Linked DNA regions of Homo sapiens: region 2 is linked to region 1. The links are chromatin loops, found by intact Hi-C in ENCODE. Cell type or tissue: PC-9. All regions are shown on one strand. Each heading gives the region's core, and the rest is flanking DNA. Links, peaks and the distances in the headings are about the cores only.

Region 1 (9,996 bases), core at 1,370-9,369:
GCAAAACAACTTTATTGTCCATATGGAGAAAGTTATAGTGATCTGAATATAAGGTCAAACCAGCTACAACATTCCCCTATGCCAAAACCTAATCCAGAGAAAGATCCTAACTCTCTTCAATTCTGTGAAGTCTGAGAGAGGTGAGGAAGCTGCAAAAGAAAAGGTGGAAGCTGGCAGAGATTAGTTTATGAGGTTTAAAGAAAGAAAATGTTTCTATAACATAAAAGTGCAAGGTGAAGCAGCAAATGCTGATGTGGAAGCTGCAGCAAGTTATCCAAAAGATTTAGCTAAGATCATTGATGATGGTGGCTACACTAAACAATAGATTTTAAGTGTAGACAAAAGAACCTTCTATTGAAAGAAGATGTCATCTAGGACTTTCCTAGCTAGTGAGGAGAAGTCAATGCCTGACTTCAAAGCTTCAAAGGGCAGGCTGATTCTCTTGTTAGGGGCCAGTGCAGCTGGTGACTTTATGTTGAAGCCAATGCTCCTTTAGCATTCTCCAAATCCTAGAGCTCTTAAGAGCTATACTAAATTTACTCTGCCTGTACTCTGTAAGTGGAACAACAAAGCCTAGGTGACAGCACATCTGTTTACAACATGGTTTACTGAATATTTTAAGCCTACTGTTGAGACCTACTGCTCAGAAAAAAGATTTGTTTCAAAATATTACTGCTCATTGACAAGGAACCTAGTCACCCAAGAGCTCTGATGAAGATGTACAAGGAAATGAATGTTGTTTTCATGCTTGCCAACACAATAGCCATTCTACAGCCCATAGATCAAGGAGAAATTTTGACTTTGAAGTCTTATTATTTAAGAAATACATTTCCTAAGGCTATAGCTGCTATATATAGTGATTCCTCTGATGGATCTGGGAAAGTAAACTTAAAACCTTCTGGAAAGTATTTACCATTTTAGATGCCATTAAGAATGTTCATGATTCATGGAAGAAGGTCAAAATATCAACATTAACAGGAGTTTGGAAGAAGTTGATTCCAACCCTCATGGATGACTTTAAAGAGCTCAAGACTTCAGTGGAGGAAGGAGCTGCAGATGTGGTAGAAACAGTAAGAGAACTAGAATTAGAAGGGGAGCCCGAAGATGTGACTGAATTGCTGCAACCTCATGATAAAACTTCAGTGAATGAGAAGTTACTTCTTATGGATGAGCAAAGAAAGTAGTTTCTTGAGATGGAATCTGATCCTGGTAAAGGTGCTGTGAATATCATTGAAAAAGGAGTTAGAATAGTCCATTAACTTAATTGATAAATCAGCAGCAGGGTTTGAGAGGACTGACTGCAATTTTGAAAGACATTCTACTGTGGGTAAAATGCTATCAAACAGCATCTCAAGCTTCCTTTTGTGGAAGGAAGAGTGAATCAATGTGGCAAGCTTCATTGTTGTCATATTTTAAGAAATTGCCACACCAACTCTAACCTTCAGGAGCCATCACCTTGATTAGTCAGCAGCCCATGGAGGTAAGACCCTCCCCCCAGCAAAAAGATACAACTCACTGAAGTCTCTGATGGCTATTAGTATTTTTTAGCAATAAAGTATTTTTAAGTTAAGGTATGTACATTGTTTTTCAGACATAATGCTATTGCACACTTAATACACTGCATTATAGTGTAAACATAACTTTTATATGTACTAGGAAACCAAAAAAAATTGTGTAACTTGCTTTATTGCAGTGTTCATTTTATTGCAGTGGTCTGGAACCAAACGCACAATATCTCCAAGATAGCTTATACTATAAAGTCATCAGAAAAAATGGGTGTTAATCTAAATATACAGATATGGAAAGCTATACAAGATTATTGTTAAGTGATAAAAGTAAGTTCCCATGCAGTACATATAAAATACCACCATTTTTGCAAAAACAAATACTTTTATAAATAATAAATATTAGCATATGCATGGAAAAATATGGAGGAATATACATGAAGTAGTTGTTAACAGTGGCTATATCTAGAAACTAATATAGGAAACTTTTGTGTTCTATATAACATATTTCTGTAGTATTTCAATTTTTAATAAGCATATATCATGTTTGAAATAAAGACTACTTAAACACTTTGAATACACAGACAGCAAATAATCATATGAAAAGATGCACAAAAATCATTAATAATTAGAGAAATGCAAATTAAAACCACAATGAGATACCACTACACATGGATCATTATGTCTAAAAGTAAAACATAGTGACAACCAAATGCTGGAGAGGATGTGGAGAAACCAGACCATTTACACATTGCTGATGGGAATGTAAAATTGCACAGCCACTCTGGAAAACAGCTTGGCAGTGTCTTTAACAGTTAAACATACACTTAGCCTATGACCCAGCAATCCCAATCCTAGAAAAAGTGAAAGAAAAACTTATCTTCACATGAAAATCTGTACATGAATGTTTGTAGCTGATTTATTCATAAGCACTAACATCTGGAAAACAGTTCAATGTCCTTCAACCAGTGAATGGATAAACAAACTGTGGTACACCCATAAAATGGAATACTGCTCAACACTAAAAAGGAACAAATGTCCAGGCACCATGGCTCACTCCTGTAATCCCAACACTTGGGGAGGCTGAGGTGGGAGAATAGCTTGAGCCCGGGAGTTCGAGACCAACCTGGGCAACATAGGGAGGCCCTGTCTCTACAAAAAATATAAAAATTAGCTCGGTGTGGTGGCACACGCCTGTGGTCCCAGTTATATGGGAGGCTGAGGCAGGAGGATCGCTTGAGCTCATGATCACTCCACTGCACTCCAGCGTGGGTGTCAGAGTGAAGAACAAAAAAAGGAATTCAAAAAGCTATTTGATTCTATGTATTTGACACTCTGAAAAATCACCACTATAGGGTTGGAGACCACATAGATTAGTGGCAGCCAGGGATTAGGGTGGAGTGAGGAAAGCAGAAGTACTGGTGAACATTTTAGGGTCACAGAGCCATTGTGTATCTTGATTGTGGGGTTCATTATGCATCTCTAAGTATTTGTAAAGACTCATAGAATTGTACACCAAAAAATTGAATTTTAATATATATAAATCTAAAAACAAAATTTAAAAATATGCCATTGGAAGAAAAATTTAATTAATGTTTTATTTTTAAAAAATGTCTCCACAAGTCTTGATTCATCCTGTACAGTTTCTGGATAGAGTTGGGAGAAACTACTTTTAAATTGACAGGGGTGGTTGCCAAGTGTAAATTAACTCTGATATTCTTGCTATGTGAGGAAAGATTGGGAGTTTGGAACCATAGCTTGGAAGCTCTCTATATAAATGCAAAGTGTGTAGTGGAGGTCACGCTCAGTTACTCACCATGCATGACAGGGGGTTGTGGATGGTGTCCATCAAGGCTTGAACACCAGACAGCACCCCCTTCACAGGTGAGGGCTCCCTTTCCCTACCCGAAGGATGGATTCATCATGTTTCTCTTAAATTCCTCAAGCTCCTCTTCCTTCTATCGAAACTGTGAATTAAAAAGGCACTTGAAGGGCAGAACCAGGGTCTCTCTCCTCTTCCAGTTTGGGGACCCTAATGCTTAAGCTCCACAAGGTAAACTGCAACGCTCATGGACAGCATGAGAATCACCTCTTTAGCAGTTAGCATCGGATTTGGCAAAATAGCCACCCTGTTCCCAATTATATTTTACCTTGCAGCAGTAAAAACAAAACAAAACAAAAGAGGAAAAGAAAGAGGAGGAGATAGAAAACACACACACACACACACAAAAATAACAACACAACAGAATCTCCTGAGCCCAGGGCTGGAAAGCTGAGCTGAGCTTTGTCAAGTCCATTTTCCAGCTGAGCCTAAAAAAGAGACTGACTCTATTTGTGTGGCTTATTAATGATTCAGGTCTGACAAATTTGGGTTTGTAAATAGGAGAGGCTGAATTAGACTGTCCTGTGTAAATAAGTCTTTAAAATCGCACTGTAAGTAATGGCTGTGGTACACCAGATGTTTTTAATGAAGTGACCACTCCACAGAACAGCACCCTGAGAGTCTAAGCTGATGGGAGGGCGCTCCCCCAAGTGCCTTTGTATTGTTTTATTCCTCTTCTAGTAATAGACCAACTTTTCCCTCCTGCCAGAAAAGAACAGTGAGAAGCTGGCTTTCTGCTTTTATGAATCTACCTGTTATTCTGTTTACTGTGGCCACCAGATGCTTCAAGTAGGAGCTAAAAGGTCTTTTCAATCCCAGCTCTTAAGTTAATGCTCCCACATCTAAGTCAACTGAACAAGGATCTATTAAGCCCTTCCTATATACTTTATGTTTGAAAAGATAATAGCCAGAGAGCTCAGAAAGAATGCATCACAAGTGCTTTGTGCTGATCTGACAGTAGGTGTTCTTCTCTCCTCTCCTCTGTTCATTCCTGGCTTAAAGTGCAACAGAAAGGGCTGGAACTCTGGCTCACTGACCACTAGCCTGTGACACCAGATATCTGGTTTTCTTCCTATTGGTGCTGTGACGCTTGAACGAGTGACTGAATCTTACTGAGTCAGAGTTTTGTCACACAAAAATGTGGAGATTAGATTACAGGATTTCTCAGGCTCCTTCCAGTACTAAAAAGCTATGAGTCTGTGAAATAAGGGAGAAAATGTAAGAAACACATTTAGGCCAAATCCATAATGATGCCCAAGGATACCTAATGCTCAGGATTCTTTCCGAGTCAACTGATAAAGGTACCTGTTTATTCAATATACTGAATAAAAATTAAAGAAATGGCAAGGGGAGACAAATAACACTTGTTTTTTTTCTTTTGTTGAGACAAGCTCTCACTCTGTGGCCCAGGCTGGAATGCAGTGGTGCAATCAAAGCTCACTGTAGCCTAAAACTCCTGGGCTCAAGCGATCCTCCCTTCTCCACCTCCCAAGTAGCTGGGACTACAGTCATGTACCAACATGCTCAGCTAATTTTTTGCAAATGAAACCTTTAAATGACAATTTAGAAAGGTGGAGATGTTCCTAAGGTTCTAGAGCATATGGCATAATGATGTCAAGTACTCAGGTTTTGAGTCAGCCTATTCAGGTTCAAATCTCAGTCTCACTACTTAGCAGCTGTGTGATCCAGCCCAGTTTCTTTCTCTGAGCTCATAAATATAAAGTGGGATAATACTATTCTCCCCAAGGAGTTGCTAGCAGGATTAAATGAAATAATGGATGCATGCCTGGGCCATGAAACATTTGATAAATGTTATATGTTACCACCACTACTACTACTACTACTATTACTACTAATACTACTACTTATAGTGCACAGTGAATGATTACTCCAGAAGTACTTAGAGCAATGGATGGTGCTGAAGAGAAGAGACAGCTGTGGTGGAGAGACCAAGGCACCTAACTTCACAACCAAAGTCCAAGGTTTTAGGTAAAGATAACACAGAAGTAAAGAATATGTTCACAATCAAAATTCCACCGTGGAAATTATATAAGGTACTGCCCCACAAAGATATTAATGCCTATCTCTTAAGAGTGTTAGAATGAGTTACATGACATAATGCCTGTGAGTCCTGCATTGTAAACCACGAACTCCTCTACAAATGTAAAGATTGTTCTAATCTAGGGAGATTATGAACCTAAACCTATAACAGCAGTCTTTCTATAATGAGACAGCTGTTTATCTGACAGGCTGAAATACTTCACATTTTTTTTGAATGACTGGGGGTTATCTTCATGGACATCGATTACTAACAAGTAGAACGTCCCTATTCATCGTGCTCTGCTGTTTTAACTTGCTTTCATGTACATGACCTCCTTTCATTCCCATGACCTGAAAGGTATAGAGGGGATTTGTCCCCATCCTGACCCTCTCCCAGTTCTTCCTTCATAGCTGCCATAATCTGGTCTTTGCTCCCATTTTTCTTTCCAAGTAGTGATTATTGGAAACAGACATAAGAATAATATCAAACACTTATCTTGAATTCTAGGTCAAAGGGTGCCTTTAAGCAAGGAAGGGGCATATTCAGGAATTTTAGAAGGCTTAATGAGCAGCAGCTGACCTCGGAGAGTCTGGAGTGTGTGGACTGAAGCAGGGATGGGTTGGAATGCAGTGGACCAGTGAGTGTCATATCATGAGAGCAAGGGTGGTGAGACCTGCTTGTATTTTGGCAGTGAGAGTGAGAAGCAGGCAAGACACTCTGCAGGAAGTAAATCTATGAACTTCATTTCTTCCGCAAATGTTTATTGAACATTTACCGGGAGTCAGGTATTGTGCTAGGGGCTGGACATATATTGGGGAGTAAAATAGACAAAATCTTGATCTCTGTGAATGTATGATTTGTGGATGTCAAGTAACTGGATGTCAACGAGATGGAAAGTGGGAAGTCAAATGGCTAATTCTAGCTTGGCTGTCAGGGGAAATAGTGGTACACTGGGCTGCACTGGAAGGCGGGAGGAAGACTGGGTTTGTGGGAAGGCTGATGCATTTGGTGTTCAGCACAATAAAGTTGAAGAACTAATATCAAAATACTTTTCTAAAATGAAATCCGTGCTGGATTAAACTCAGGTTTTGTGGCTGGCACCAAGTGACCTACATGGCTTTATACAGTGACTCAAAGTCTAATTAAAGCAGCACCCAGTCTGACTGCAAATCCACTTAGTCCTGGTCCCATATTTTAGGAGGCATTTTTCTTGCAAACCTTATATGAGAAAATTTATTGAAATAGTAGACAATGTCTTTGAGTATAGCTTTACAAGAATGTACTGAAATGTATATCAAGTTGATTTTTCTCATAAAGACCGTCTATAAAAGTTGAAAGCACTACTCAGGAGGCTGAGGTAGGAGATCTACTTGAGCCCAGGAGTTCAGAACAGCCTGGACGACATAGCGAGACCCCATCTCCTAAAAGAAAAAGTTGAAACTATAAAATTAAATCCTGACTCAGTCAAGGAATTTTTGGGAGTGGTAAAATAACACAATCCAAGTAAATTATTTTCTCATGATTTCACTTAATACAGAGAAGGAATATAGAGAAATGGTATGTCCCTTAGGCTGTGTCTCAACTATCAGGTGTGTCCAGGAAACCAATGTTAAGGGCTGGGTTGTGGTTAATTCCTGGCCAAATTCTCTGCCTGGTGCCTGATATAGCAATATTTAGTGTGGCTCACAGGAAGCACCGTAGGTCACAGATGTACAATAGCAGAGTCGACACATTATTGGGAAAACTTAGGAGCCTTGCTTTTTCCTTCTACTTCCCTAGAAGTAGGGCCAAGCCAGGGATCATTCTACTTCCTCACAGATGTGGGCCACAGAGTTGGTGAGATCATATTTTTCCCCCTACAAAAGTACTGAATCATTCTGACTCTTAAGGAACTTGTTTAAATGTCACTGCTTTGCCACATAAACTATAAAGACCATTTTATCTTGAAAAAATATTGAAAGTAGGTTCAACCAATCAGTACCAAAGAAAAACCCATTTATAAGGTGTCTAGAGAACAGTTGATCCCAACCTTGACTACACTTTGAATCACCTGGGGAACTTTAAAATCTACTGATGTCTGAGTCTCACCCCTGGAATTCTGAATTAATTGGTCTGGGGTATTGTCTGGGCTTTGAGAGTTTAAAAACTTCTCCAGGAGATTCTGATCTGCAGCTATGGTTGAGAACCACAGCTGTTTCTGATGTTTGCTTAGGCTTCTTGGCAGTAAAACCATGGCATCAGCACAGAGGAGGGGACTCTTTTTCCACCTTACTTTGGCAGTGGAAATGTATCCTATGCAACTCCTGGAGTATCTTTATCTATTAATCTTTGTGTCTGATATGAACATTCTACTTTTTGGAGGTCTGCCTATGTCAATGGAATCAAAGACTGGGGTGATTTTGTAGTCTTCACATTTCTCTTCATTTATTTGTTATCGTTGTAATTTCTGATGTTCATACTTGGAGGATTTCTGATTCATTTTGGATATCACAATCATTCTGAATGGCTAATGAACCGGGTTTCTGTACCAGAGTAATGAAGCATAACTATGTTTATGTGTGAGTGACCCCTTGGGGCCATTCATATCCTACTTCAGCTAGTACTAGTTGTTATAGCCTGAACAAGTCACTTAAATTCTCAGAATCTCATTTTCCTTATCTTATAGGTTGTTGTAAGGATTGCACATAATATAGTGTCTACTGCATAACAAATACTCAATAAATTATAGCTATTATTATCTCCAAATCTAGATTGCAAGCTCCTTAAGGATATGAGGTCATGTTTCCTATAAAAATTTTAGATATTTATAATTTTCTGGCATTTATGAGATGGTGTTCAATACAGATAATACAATTCCAGCTTTATAAATGATAGAGAATACTAGACAGAACTCTTTCATCAGATTGGCAGATTTAGATGTATAGTCTAGGACCATGTTACTAAGTAAGGTAACTGGTCGATCGGAACCTCAGCTCTATAGTTTTAAGCGGTTAAGAGCCTGGGTTCTAGAATCAAACCTTGTGGCTTTGCTTTTTTTTGTGTGGTATAGAGATGGGTTCTCACTGTGTTGCCCAAGCTGGCCTTGAATTCCTAGGCTCAAGCAATCCTCCTGCATTGGCCTCCCCCAGTGCTGGGTTTATAGGAGTGAGCCACCACGCTCGGCTGACCTCCTGGGTTTGAATTCTGCCTTCCATTCTCACTGGCTTGGTTCTTGATCAAGTTACTTAATCCCCCTCAGCTTAGTTTCCTTATCTGCAAACTGGGCATGTTCCTTGGGTGAATTAAATGTTGCACATATTGCATGCACAGTGCTTAACCGGAGCACACTACATTATAAAAGTTCAATTAAGGCTTGCTATTATTATTATTGGCTTCATTCACATTGTTCTGACTCATGCATCAACTTCCAGAGGAGGTGACAGTGGCCAGCAGGTCACATGCAACAGAAATGAGGTGACACCATTTCGTAAGAAGCAAAGCATGTCTAGGAAAGAAGCACAGAAGAAGCCAAGGACAACAGCCTCTGGAAACTCAGCGGTGGCCACTACCCAATGGAGACAGCACATACTGGCATCACTCTTGGGCAGTCACCCAACTCATTAGAAGTTGACCAGCCCTTATTTATTCAACATTGTATACGGTAGCTATTGGAGTCTTAAAGGAAGTGAAAAGTAGTACCTTTGAGGAACTACAGTCTGGGTGGGAAGAGAAGTCTTCGTAAAGAAGATGGATATTCATGTTATATTATTAAGTGCTAAATTGTGTGATTCAGCCTGTTCTTTCAGTAGGAGTTACAAGAGGGGAGACAGCAATACTGGCCTTTCTGCACTATTCTTTCTGGAGGAAAATAAAGCCATTAGCAATAACATTTTCAAACATAATTAGCAGGGAAGGTGTCTCTCTGCTAACAAAAAAGCCGAACGTTCTAATCCCCCTTTTTCTGCAACAATCCAAAATGTAACAAATATGTGAAGAATCAGGGAGTGGGTTATTCAGGAAATAAGTACAGGAGTTATGAAAGATTTCTTTAGAGGACTTTTTCCCTAATTCGAATCACCAAAGGTTTACTGAACAGCCCTTCTGTAACAGATAGGCACTGTGCTAAACCCATGAGATGGAGAATGAGGAAGATACAGTCCTATCCTCAAGGGGTGGCTCACATTCCAGTGACTATGTGGGACTATCAAGTCTCAGGGCATTTCTAAGGCCCTTCTCTTTTCCTGTGCTCATGGTAAAAACAGTCTGAAATAGAGAAACTGAGTAGATAAGCAGGCATAAGGAAAAAAGAAGTAAATAATGTATCATTCCATGAAAACTACCCTTGAAGACAGTGGAGGGGACAGACATAAACAGACCATTTCAGCCACATAAGTGAGGAGCTCAGACAGGGGTGTGCCCGGGTGTTGTGCATGCGCTGGGGGAGAGGTTCTCCGTGGAAGCTGGAACTGAGAGAGGCTGCCAATGTGATGTGATGTCTGAACTGAGTACTGAAAGGAATGAGAGATCATCAGAAGATGGGAAAGGTGTTACAGGCAAGGAACAGCCTTTGCAGAGGCCCACCAGGGTCC
Region 2 (9,996 bases), core at 1,223-9,222, 64 kb after region 1:
GGTGAGGAGCTAGCCCTGTTCCCAACCCATTCACATCAAATTTAGGGCTTCAAATATCTGTCTTCCCATGCTGATGTGTCTCTACCATGGGCTGCACCGTATTGATGCAACACATTCTCATTTTCTAGGTTTCACACTGATCACACCATCCCACATTTTTTTTTTTTCTATTCACACATTTTAAAGAAACTTGGTTATTACTATGGATGGAACTACTGCTTTGTTTTATTTTCAGCCAAGCCTTAATCGGACCTACACCCTTTGTTTATCCTCCTTTTACTCTGAAAGACTTCCTGTCTCTTAAAGTAGCTTATCTCATCCCTTGGGCGTTAGTTTTAACCATTCAATTCTCAGAGCTGCTTTTTTTCTGCTGGGGATGGGAGGGGTGGGTGACTTGCTATTGTCGGCATATGCGGATTTCATTAAATAAAAGGAATGTAAGTTGGCTTTTGTTTGAAGTGTCAGGATTTTGTTGTTTTGAGAAATATGATGGTGAAAATTAATCCTCATGGTGCTATGTGGAGAGTGTAGGGGCCTGAATTGTTTGTACTGATATGCCTGGCAAATTTAGATTTCCATTTTGTAAGTATTATTTCAAAACCCTAGATAATATTTTTTTCTTATTTCTTCTAAAAGTGGAAAGTAAAGAAAATACCTGGTTAATGGGGGTGTGGTTCTAGATAGTAAGATTCTAATTAGTCAAGACAGAATGTGCTTCTTAGCTGAAAAATATTTGGGCCTCATCTGGCTCCTTTGCATCTACAGACGAATGTTACAGGGAGATGGTGCCAACAACGAAAGAAAAAAAAACCATTGTTGGATATATTTGTCTTTATTGCAGCATTGCTGAAAGGAAGTTAATGACTTATAGTCTAAAGGTTAGTTCAAAGGTAATAACTTCCTTGAATTCACTGTCAATGAAACATGCTGTAAGATGTGTTGTTTTTTTCTGTGAGCGACTACCCATTTGATTTCTACACTGAACACGTTTAGTCTAGTGTGTTAACTCACATGTTCCTTGATTTTTTTTCTTCCTTTCTATTAAGCTTACCTTTAGGTGTCAGCATTTTTCTGCTCATGCTCAAAGGTCTTCTGAAGCTGACACCTCACTGGGTGTTGATCCACATATCCAAAGCCCATGCAGTCGCACAGATTGTGTGAGTGAAGTCATAGTGTTCTTTGCTTCTTTCTTCTGTTTCTGACCTCTGCAGATGTAGATGAATGCTCAGAAAACAGATGTCACCCTGCAGCTACCTGCTACAATACTCCTGGTTCCTTCTCCTGCCGTTGTCAACCCGGATATTATGGGGATGGATTTCAGTGCATACCTGGTAAGTTTCAGAGGGCCAGATTAGGCACATGAATCTCTTAGCTCCTTCAAGGATATTTTTCTATGACAGCCCACTCTTGATTTAGCCTGGTCTGGAGCCTTGGTGGATTTTCCAAGCTGTGGATTTTTTTCCTTGGTTACCTCCTGCTGCCTAGTTTACTGATAGTTCACTGATTCGTAACATTTCTGGAGGCCTGCGGGAGACGACCCACCCATCGTCCTACCTCATAGCCCCTCTGGTTAACTGCCCTAGTGATCTGCTTGACCTTGATGAGTGCAATTTGGATGAAGTGTTGAGATCAAGCTTATTAAGCAGAGCCTTATGCGCCGGTAGCCAGGGTTAAGCCCGTGGCGACCGTGTTAGAGGAGCTTGGCTAGCTTGGTGCAGTCTCGTGAGTGGTGAGTGCCGTTGGCTTGCAGCTTCTCAGACTTAACCTGTGGGCCTCAGGGCATGAATGAGCTTTGGCTTGTTTTCTCCAGAGTCTCTTGGGATGTTGGGCAGATGCCACCGCTATCCCTCATTTTCCCCAGATGACAATAGGGAGGGGCCGGGCTGCTTTACACTTAGAGCCAGCTAGGGACCTATAGGATGAACTAGAAGAACTGGAGAGAAATGAGGTAAATAGTGGCAAGGTATTATAAAATAAGAATCTCGGGCTCCAAAATCCCAGCGCTTTTCCATGCCACGCTGTGGGCTGGTGAAGTGGATGGGTTGCAATGCCTTCTATTTCTCTTTTGTGTCTTCCTCTGCCTTGATCCTGGAAGACTCCACCTCAAGCCTGACACCCTGTGAACAACAGCAGCGCCATGCCCAGGCCCAGTATGCCTACCCTGGGGCCCGGTTCCACATCCCCCAATGCGACGAGCAGGGCAACTTCCTGCCCCTACAGTGTCATGGCAGCACTGGTTTCTGCTGGTGCGTGGACCCTGATGGTCATGAAGTTCCTGGTACCCAGACTCCACCTGGCTCCACCCCGCCTCACTGTGGACCATCACCAGGTGAGCTTAGGCCTGGGGCTCAAGAAGCAGAATGGCACTGGTGGTAGGTAGATCATAATTCCTGCCCAGACCACGCAGGCACGGGGCCAGTCACCATCCTTCATAGCCTCTTTCCTCCTGAGAAGACTTGAATAATAGTGCGTACAAATATGCATGTTTGTGTCATAAGGACATAGAGATATGCAATACATGACACATATGATCTGTTACACATTTGCCTCTTAGACCCTTGTCCAGTACAAACTGAAAGTTGAGATTGTGTATGTAGGTCAGACTGAGAACACTACCCTAGACCTGTTATAGAGCAGCTTAGGGAGATCTGACAGTTAGAAGATCTGGCCAGACTGGCGTTTTGACCAGAAGGAAAACTGCTTTCCTATGTAACTATCTCACTTACCTCTGCCTTCTGAATGGCAGGAAACAGTATGAACGCTCTGTTAGTATCAATAGGAAAAATTAGAAAAATAACACCTGCTAGTGGAGCCAGTTAGTTTTCTCTAAACTGACAATCCCAGCCCTCTGTAACCCAGCCCAACATCTCAGAGGAGGCACAGACATCTGGTTTCTGTTAGCCCATACAACCTGAGAACATGCCTGCTACCATCTAGAGCATTCCCCAGCTGGGTGGGGCATGGTGATCAAGTGCTCACAGTCGATTCCAACAGCAGGCAGATAAGGCAACTTTCTGTTCCTTGTTGAATTATTCAGGGATAGGTAAAACTTGTTTCTTTAATCATTACAGAAGAACTTTATTTAATGAAGAGCATAGGATTGGCTTGATACCGTTTTAGCCAAAATGATTCCGACACAGCTTGCTATCCAAAGATCCATTTTTACTATTGAGAAGGGTTCCATAAATACTAGTCTTGGCTTTTAATGTGTGAAAGTAAGAAGAACTGGAGAATTACCAATAGTTTTTTTCCCTTTTAATGGTGTTAACTGTTGCCCGGGTATGGTGGCTCATGCCTGTAATCCCAGCACTTTGGGAGGCCGAGGCGGGTGGATCACGAGGTCAAGAGATTGAGACCATCCTGGCCAACATAGTGAAACCCCGTCTCTACTAAAAATACAAAAATTAGCTGGGCGTGGTGGCACGCACCTGTAGTCCCAGCTCCTCGGGAGGCTGAGGCAGGAGAATCACTTGAACCCAGGAGGCAGAGGTTGCAGTAGGCCAAGATCATGCCACTGCCCTCCAGCCTGGCAACAGAGTGAGACTCTGTTTTTTTTGTTTTTTTAAAAAAAGGTCAGGTCTTGGCGGTTCTCAGATAGGTAAAAATTGGTAATGGTTTGATCCATAGTCGCTCTTTGTTTCTATTTTTAGGAAAAGATTTTAAAGGTCCAAAAAAGGTACAGAGAAATTCTATTTCCCTCATGCCTTCTCTTTGAAAATGTCTTGGTTCTAACTCCATCTGGGATTTGAAGAAATCAAATGGTTGGGAGGTGCCTTTGGGGAATGGTTCAGAATTCGATTAAATTTATTAAGACAGGCATGTGTTAAGGACAATGATTTTAAAGGGGGAACCAAGATTTTAAAGGGGGGGGAACCAAGAGACTGAGAAGTGAATGACGAAAATAGGGTCGTGTTCTCTTGTGCGGACTTTTTCCTGCCCACACTCTCTCGGCGCTGGTTTGGCCCCAACTGCTATCTCTGACTGGTCTCATGTTTGATGGGGTCAGCTTGAGGGAGGGTAAGGACGCTCTGTGCCCACAATTTCAAAATACTTAAACCCTTGCCAACCAGAAGCACAAGAGAAAGAAATTCATGGTTGGGTTGAAAAGTAGCAAATAGTAACGAATGAAAGGGATGCCCATGTATGAGTGATTTGGGACACCCATTTCCCAGGAGTTAGGCATGTCTCTTTGTTTGGAATGCAGACACATAGCACAGGGTGGTCCCTTAAAGCAAAAATGGATCCTTGGAGTTCTGAATGTGGAGCAGGGGTGGAATTGGGAACTTCTCCAGGAAATCCTGCAGTGTTTGAGGAAGTAGCATTTCCCTCTCTGTGTTCCTTGAGACACATTTGGCTGAAGAAGTCAGAGTCTTACCTTCTCCACGGGGTCTTAAAAAGAGCTTTGTCTCCCATGGGTCATGAGCTACAGTGACAACTTAACGGCATTCGCTTCCCCCAATTCTGGTGAGTCGTGCAGTTGAGCTAGAGCTAGTTGGGTTTGAGCTCTGACAACTTCATTCGCAGTCTTTTGTGTTCCAAGAGGAATTGTAGGTGCTGGAACCTGATCATAATGCTCCCAGCTTTGTTCTTTAGAGTCACTGGAGGGTTTTGAACGGAGTGACATGAAATGCCTTTATGTTTAAAATGGGCCATTCTGGCTGCTGCTAATTGAATTTACACTGGTTTTGGAGAGAGTGAGGGCATAGAAGGGTGGAAGCAGGAAAACCAGTGGGAAGGCTGTTGCAGAAATTGCAGGGAGAGGATGAGGCTTTTTGACCAGGGTGAGGGGGTGCAGTAGTGAGAAGTAAAGATATTCTAAGTGGATTCTGAAGTTACCCCTAAAAAGAGTTTTTGACATATCAAATGTGGATGGTGAGAGAAAGGAGGGTCAAGGATAATTAGGTCTGAGCAGTGGAAAAATGGAGGTGCCATTTACTCATATGGGAAAGACCAGGGGAGCAGCTGGTTTGATGGTGAAGGCAGGGGCTCAGTTTCTATTAGTTTCTGATTTCTATTATACATCTAAATGGTGGTAGCAAGTAGGGTTATTGGCTATGTGATTCTGCAGACCATGTGCTTTAAGTTGCAGGAATTAAAAAGGAAGGAGAAGCACCTCCTCTTGTTTAAGTTCCTTTGGGTAGTCCTAACATAAATGAACAAGTTATCTCAATAACCTTCTGCAGCAGAGTCTTCTCAGAACAACCTGTATTTTGGACAAAGCCTCAATGGCACTGTGGAAGCAGCCTGGGAGGAAACTGCTTTGCAACCAAAGCCAGCAGGACTTCAACCATGGAGTGAGCTGTGAGGGAGGGGACAAGAGGAGAGGATGCTGGAGAAAGGGGGGGAAAGGGCAACACGGCAGGAAGCTAGAGCCTGCAGGAAAAGATTCAGCTTTGAGATAATCCCAGGCGCAGGGTGGCTAAAGCAATTCTGGAAACTGGGCTGTGGAAGAACCATTTTTAAGCTGTTTGCCACCACCTCTGCTATGCTTTACTACTAATTCCACTCAGTTTTACCTTTACTCCATGTAGTTTTCCAGTGGGTAGACAGAGGGCACCGTGGCGCTGGGCTTTCAGTAATACTTTCTAAGACACACACTGGCCAGTCGCAAGATGGCCCTCTCCTCAGCAGCTTCGAGCTTGAAGCTTGAAGCAAGTGGGGAATGAATACAAATTGGCTTTAAGCATCACCTCGGCTACTGAGTCCCCAAGGATCACCTGCACAAGTGCTCTGTCAGCAGAGGCGCCCGAGGTACAGGCAGGATGGGCCTTGTGGGCCTCTCCTGGCCAGAAGGAGATCATGCCCCTTCCCAGGCTGAGTGAGCTGCACTGCTGATCTTACCTCCTCTTGTTCTTTCTTGATGTGGCTGGGCCTTGATGACAGACCCTCCTGGCAAGAAAGAAGCATCACATGATCTATTTCTGATTCCCATGGTGGAGAAGTACTTAGAACACATTTGCTTCCCAAGTTTGGTGTCCACGGGCTTGGCTGAGACCTGGACAGTAGGAGAAGGAAGGCCAGGAGGCCAGGCATGGGGTCTTGAGCTACATTTTGCATTCTGTCCTTGACTCACAATCAAAGGTTTTTCTTCTTCCCTCTTCCCCATCTGCTCAGAGCCCACCCAGAGGCCCCCGACCATCTGTGAGCGCTGGAGGGAAAACCTGCTGGAGCACTACGGTGGCACCCCCCGGGATGACCAGTACGTGCCCCAGTGCGATGACCTGGGCCACTTCATCCCCCTGCAGTGCCACGGAAAGAGCGACTTCTGCTGGTGTGTGGACAAAGATGGCAGAGAGGTGCAGGGCACCCGCTCCCAGCCAGGCACCACCCCTGCGTGTAAGCACCTGGCCGCCCCCGCTCCCCTCAGCTGTATCTAAGGCCTTTGCTAGGGATGGTGCCTGCTGTGGTGAAGTGGGGGGACATGTGGGGTCACCAGGTCTAATGAAAGAAGTCACTATGTGCTATGTTGATTTATAATCTGGTCCACACAAGATCCCAATTTGCGTTTGGTGTCTGGTTTTTGTCATTAGCAGCTTCCATAATTGGAACATCTGCAACTCGGTTCAGCAGGCAGTTACTCCCCCTCCCCAGCCCAGGGTGACAGGGGACACGTGTCACTCTGGAGTCCTAAAAGGAAGCTGACACAATGCTGGCTCTGTTTTTTTTTTCTCTTGAAAAAAAAATCTGTTCTGCTTTGTTCTGAGGGAAGTGTTTTGCTGTCTTCTTCCCTAGTAAATGGCAGATTTACATAATTGATCCTTAAAAAAACCCTAGAAATTAGAATTTCTTTTGAAGAACATCTGGAGCACATCTGCGTAGGGCGAAGAACTTTTGATATTTTTGGAGGCTCTGGTATGTGGTAAAGTAACTTTTCTTCCCATCTCCCTGCCTGCCCTTGTTCCCCTTCCTGCTCTCCCACCCTCTCTCCCACAGGTATACCCACCGTCGCTCCACCCATGGTCCGGCCCACGCCCCGGCCAGATGTGACCCCTCCATCTGTGGGCACCTTCCTGCTCTATACTCAGGGCCAGCAGATTGGCTACTTACCCCTCAATGGCACCAGGCTTCAGAAGGATGCAGCTAAGACCCTGCTGTCTCTGCATGTAAAGTGGATTTCTCCTGTAGGGGGCAGGGCTGCGTGGCTTTCCCAGTGGGAGCCACCTCACAGGCCCTGTTGCAGTGAGGTGGACTGGTGCAGGGAAGTCCTGGAGGGTTTCTGAGCTGCAGCCCATCGGCATGGGCCCGATGCCACCACCATAGGACCAGGGCTCTCTCTTGCTGGGAGTCACCTGTCACTGACCAAGGCTGTGCTCTCTGGTTCGTTCATGGAGTTTCAGATAATATGGAAAGGGAACTTTAGAGTTGTCAGCACATGGAGGCTGTATGGTGATCCAAGGGAAAATGGACCGACTCTTACCCTAAGTCCCCAGGGTTGTATGTCATAACATCTCCATGGAAATCCTGGAAATCAAAGTGACAGGACAACTAGTCACAAGGTGTGATCTCTGCGGTTTGTTGGGGACTCCAAGTGGAAGTCAGTTAATGACTGTCTCACCGTTGCAGCCCTTCCCTTTCACTTTGGTTCTGTCCCTTTGACCCACTTCTTTCCTAACCTTCCCTGACTCCATAGATGAAAACTTGAGGAGTGTGTGATGCTGGGAGAGGAGTGGATGGAGCCTTCCCCAGGGGATGTTTGATGCTTCCTGAGCCAGCAGCCTCCCTAATGCAAGGCACCCCATTTTGGGGAGCGGGTTTTCTCAAAAATGGAGGAAAAAAAAGGGTGGCTGTCTCGAATGGCATCGACACAGTGGAAAATCATCTGATTCCATTGTTGAACTTCACACTCCAGGCACTTGCTCATCCCTGAGAAAGAATAGTACGGCATTCAAGTTTACATTTACTTCTGTTAATGAACGACACTTATTTGGTTCCAGAAAAGCTTAGAGGCAGCCAGTGTTTAGGAAGAGATGTGTTCTTTTTAAGATTCGAGTTTGTTGGGTCCTGTCCCCTCCCCCAAGAAAACTCTCACATTGTTTTGTAAAACTTTCTCTGGAAGAGGTAGAGACTAAGAAGTTGACATCACTTTAAGCTAACCCTCTTTTATTCAAGTCATAGAGCTTGATTGCCTTTCTGAACATGCCCCTGACCAGGACAGGGTGGTGATGGTAGTGGTAGTGGAACTGAAAGAAATGGGACGTGGGTTATTTGCACATTTTAAGGAAATTTACTTAAACTGGGACTTTTTCTCTAACCTGAGGTTATGACATGGGTTTATGAATCCCATGATTCCCGGGTTAATGGAAGCTCATTTGAATGTGTACTCTTGCCTGGGACAAACGACTTTTCAATTTTCAAATAAAAGTGTAGTTGACCTTAGGCCCGCCCCCCATATAAGCTGCCTGTTTTTCCACTGAAGCCAAATCCCGTTTTGTACAATCTTTCTTGGCTGACTACGCTCCCAGGGGGCGTAAGTGAAGCCAAGCCCCAGGAGGCTGTTAGGCAAGGCAGGAACTTGTATGACCTCAGGGACAGCCAGCTAACCCCTGAATGTTGGCTTTGCACATCTGCTGGGCTTCTCAGAGCAGGAGCCTGGATTGGAAACTGAATGAAGCAAGTTCTGCATGGAGTTGAGGAAAAATATCAGACTCAGCATTTTTTTTATTTTTATTATTTTTTTAAAAGACTTGTCATTTATTTAGCAATGAGGAGGAGAGACCTCACTAGCCAGAGGTTGGATAACCACTACTCCCTAGTTCCTTAACCCAATAAATTAGATTTTTTCCTTCTTTTGAGACAGGGTGTAGCTCTGTGTTGCCCAGGCTGCAGTGCAGTGGCACCATCTCGGCTTGGTGCAGCCTTGACTTCCTGGGCTCAAGCGATCCTCCCAACTCGGTCTCCTGAGTAGCTGGGACTACAGGTGCGTGCCACCATGCCCAGTTCATTTATTTTTTGTTTTTTAGACGGGGTCTCACTATGTTGCTCAGTCTCGAACTCCTGGGCTCAAGCAATCCTCCTGCTTTGGCCTCCCAACGGACAGGGATTACAGGCGTGAGTCACTGTGCCTGACTACACTTTCTTTAGTACAGGATATAACCAACATCTTGCCTCCTAAGAGTCAGGGGCAGGAGTATAGGTGATTGTACTTCAGGTAGAGGAAAGATCTCATTCACAGAGGAGGGGAGAGTAGATTTTGTTGGCATATAGTGGCAAATTTTATTAAGGCTCTGGGAAAAGTGCTGATGACATTGGGAAAAGATTCAGTTTTTACCCAGTAAAATATTAAAAACTTATTTTGCTTAAGGCCATGTCCTCTAATTACTGAAGGGGCTGATTTTTTTTTTTTTTTAAATCATCAGTCATAATAGCACCTATTGAAGGGCTTACTGTATGCCAATTACTGATTAGGACACTTTACAAGCACTTATAGTATTAATTTTTATAGCAACCATATGAGGCAGGTACACTATTGGCCTCATTTTGCAAATGAGACAAACGCATAGAGGTTAAATGCCCAAAGCCACATGGCTACTAAGTGGCTGAGCCTAGATTTCACCCGAGTGCCCACATGTCCAGCTACTCTGCTCTGTTGCCTGCAGGATCACAGTGCAGTGTTGCTCACTGCAGCTGTGCATGAGCAAGGCAGCTGAGTGTGAACAAAGGGGAAATGTAACCTAATTCTTCTAATTCTATGATTTGATGCACAAAGGGCTCCATAATCGTGGGAATTGATTACGACTGCCGGGAGAGGATGGTGTACTGGACAGATGTTGCTGGACGGACAATCAGCCGTGCTGGTCTGGAACTGGGAGCAGAGCCTGAGACGATCGTGAATTCAGGTCAGCAGCTTCACTCAGCAGTCTGCATTTCATTTGATTCTACAAAGTCACTTGTCTACTTTACGCCGAAGTCTCCCCTCGATTTTTCTCCATTAGGGGAGGTTAAGTTCTAGGCAAGTCATTTTATTGAGCTGTATAAGACTAGCCCCCTCTGTAAGCA

Evidence for each region. A loop is a pair of places that touch in the nucleus more often than their neighbours do. Peaks named below come from ENCODE experiments on the same cell type or tissue, not always from the same donor. Only the 100,000 strongest peaks of a DNase experiment are listed, where the experiment ranks them.
Region 2: a loop joins it to region 1, with 2.0 times the contacts of the local background. A loop is called at or near these places in 41 of 110 quality-filtered maps.

Annotation. Positions count from the first base shown.
Region 1 is chr14:52,075,454-52,085,449 of GRCh38, reverse strand. No RefSeq gene overlaps it. Among named protein-coding and RNA genes, the nearest start is that of NID2, 11 kb to the right of the region's middle. RefSeq lists an enhancer at 4,234-4,823. In PC-9, for the core only: no CTCF peak of the experiment used is centred there; DNase peaks (open chromatin) are centred at 4,469, 4,829, 5,679, 8,949 and 1 weaker place; H3K27ac peaks cover 5,007 bases.
Region 2 is chr14:52,011,394-52,021,389 of GRCh38, reverse strand. It overlaps NID2 (nidogen 2), which reads left to right. Exons shown (of 22, transcript NM_007361.4): 13 at 1,212-1,331; 14 at 2,096-2,329; 15 at 6,115-6,336; 16 at 6,934-7,103; 17 at 9,707-9,836. Among named protein-coding and RNA genes, the nearest start is that of RTRAF, 27 kb to the right of the region's middle. RefSeq lists enhancers at 185-479, 6,674-7,626. In PC-9, for the core only: CTCF peaks have their summits at 5,564 and 7,128 (motif pointing right); no DNase peak of the experiment used is centred there.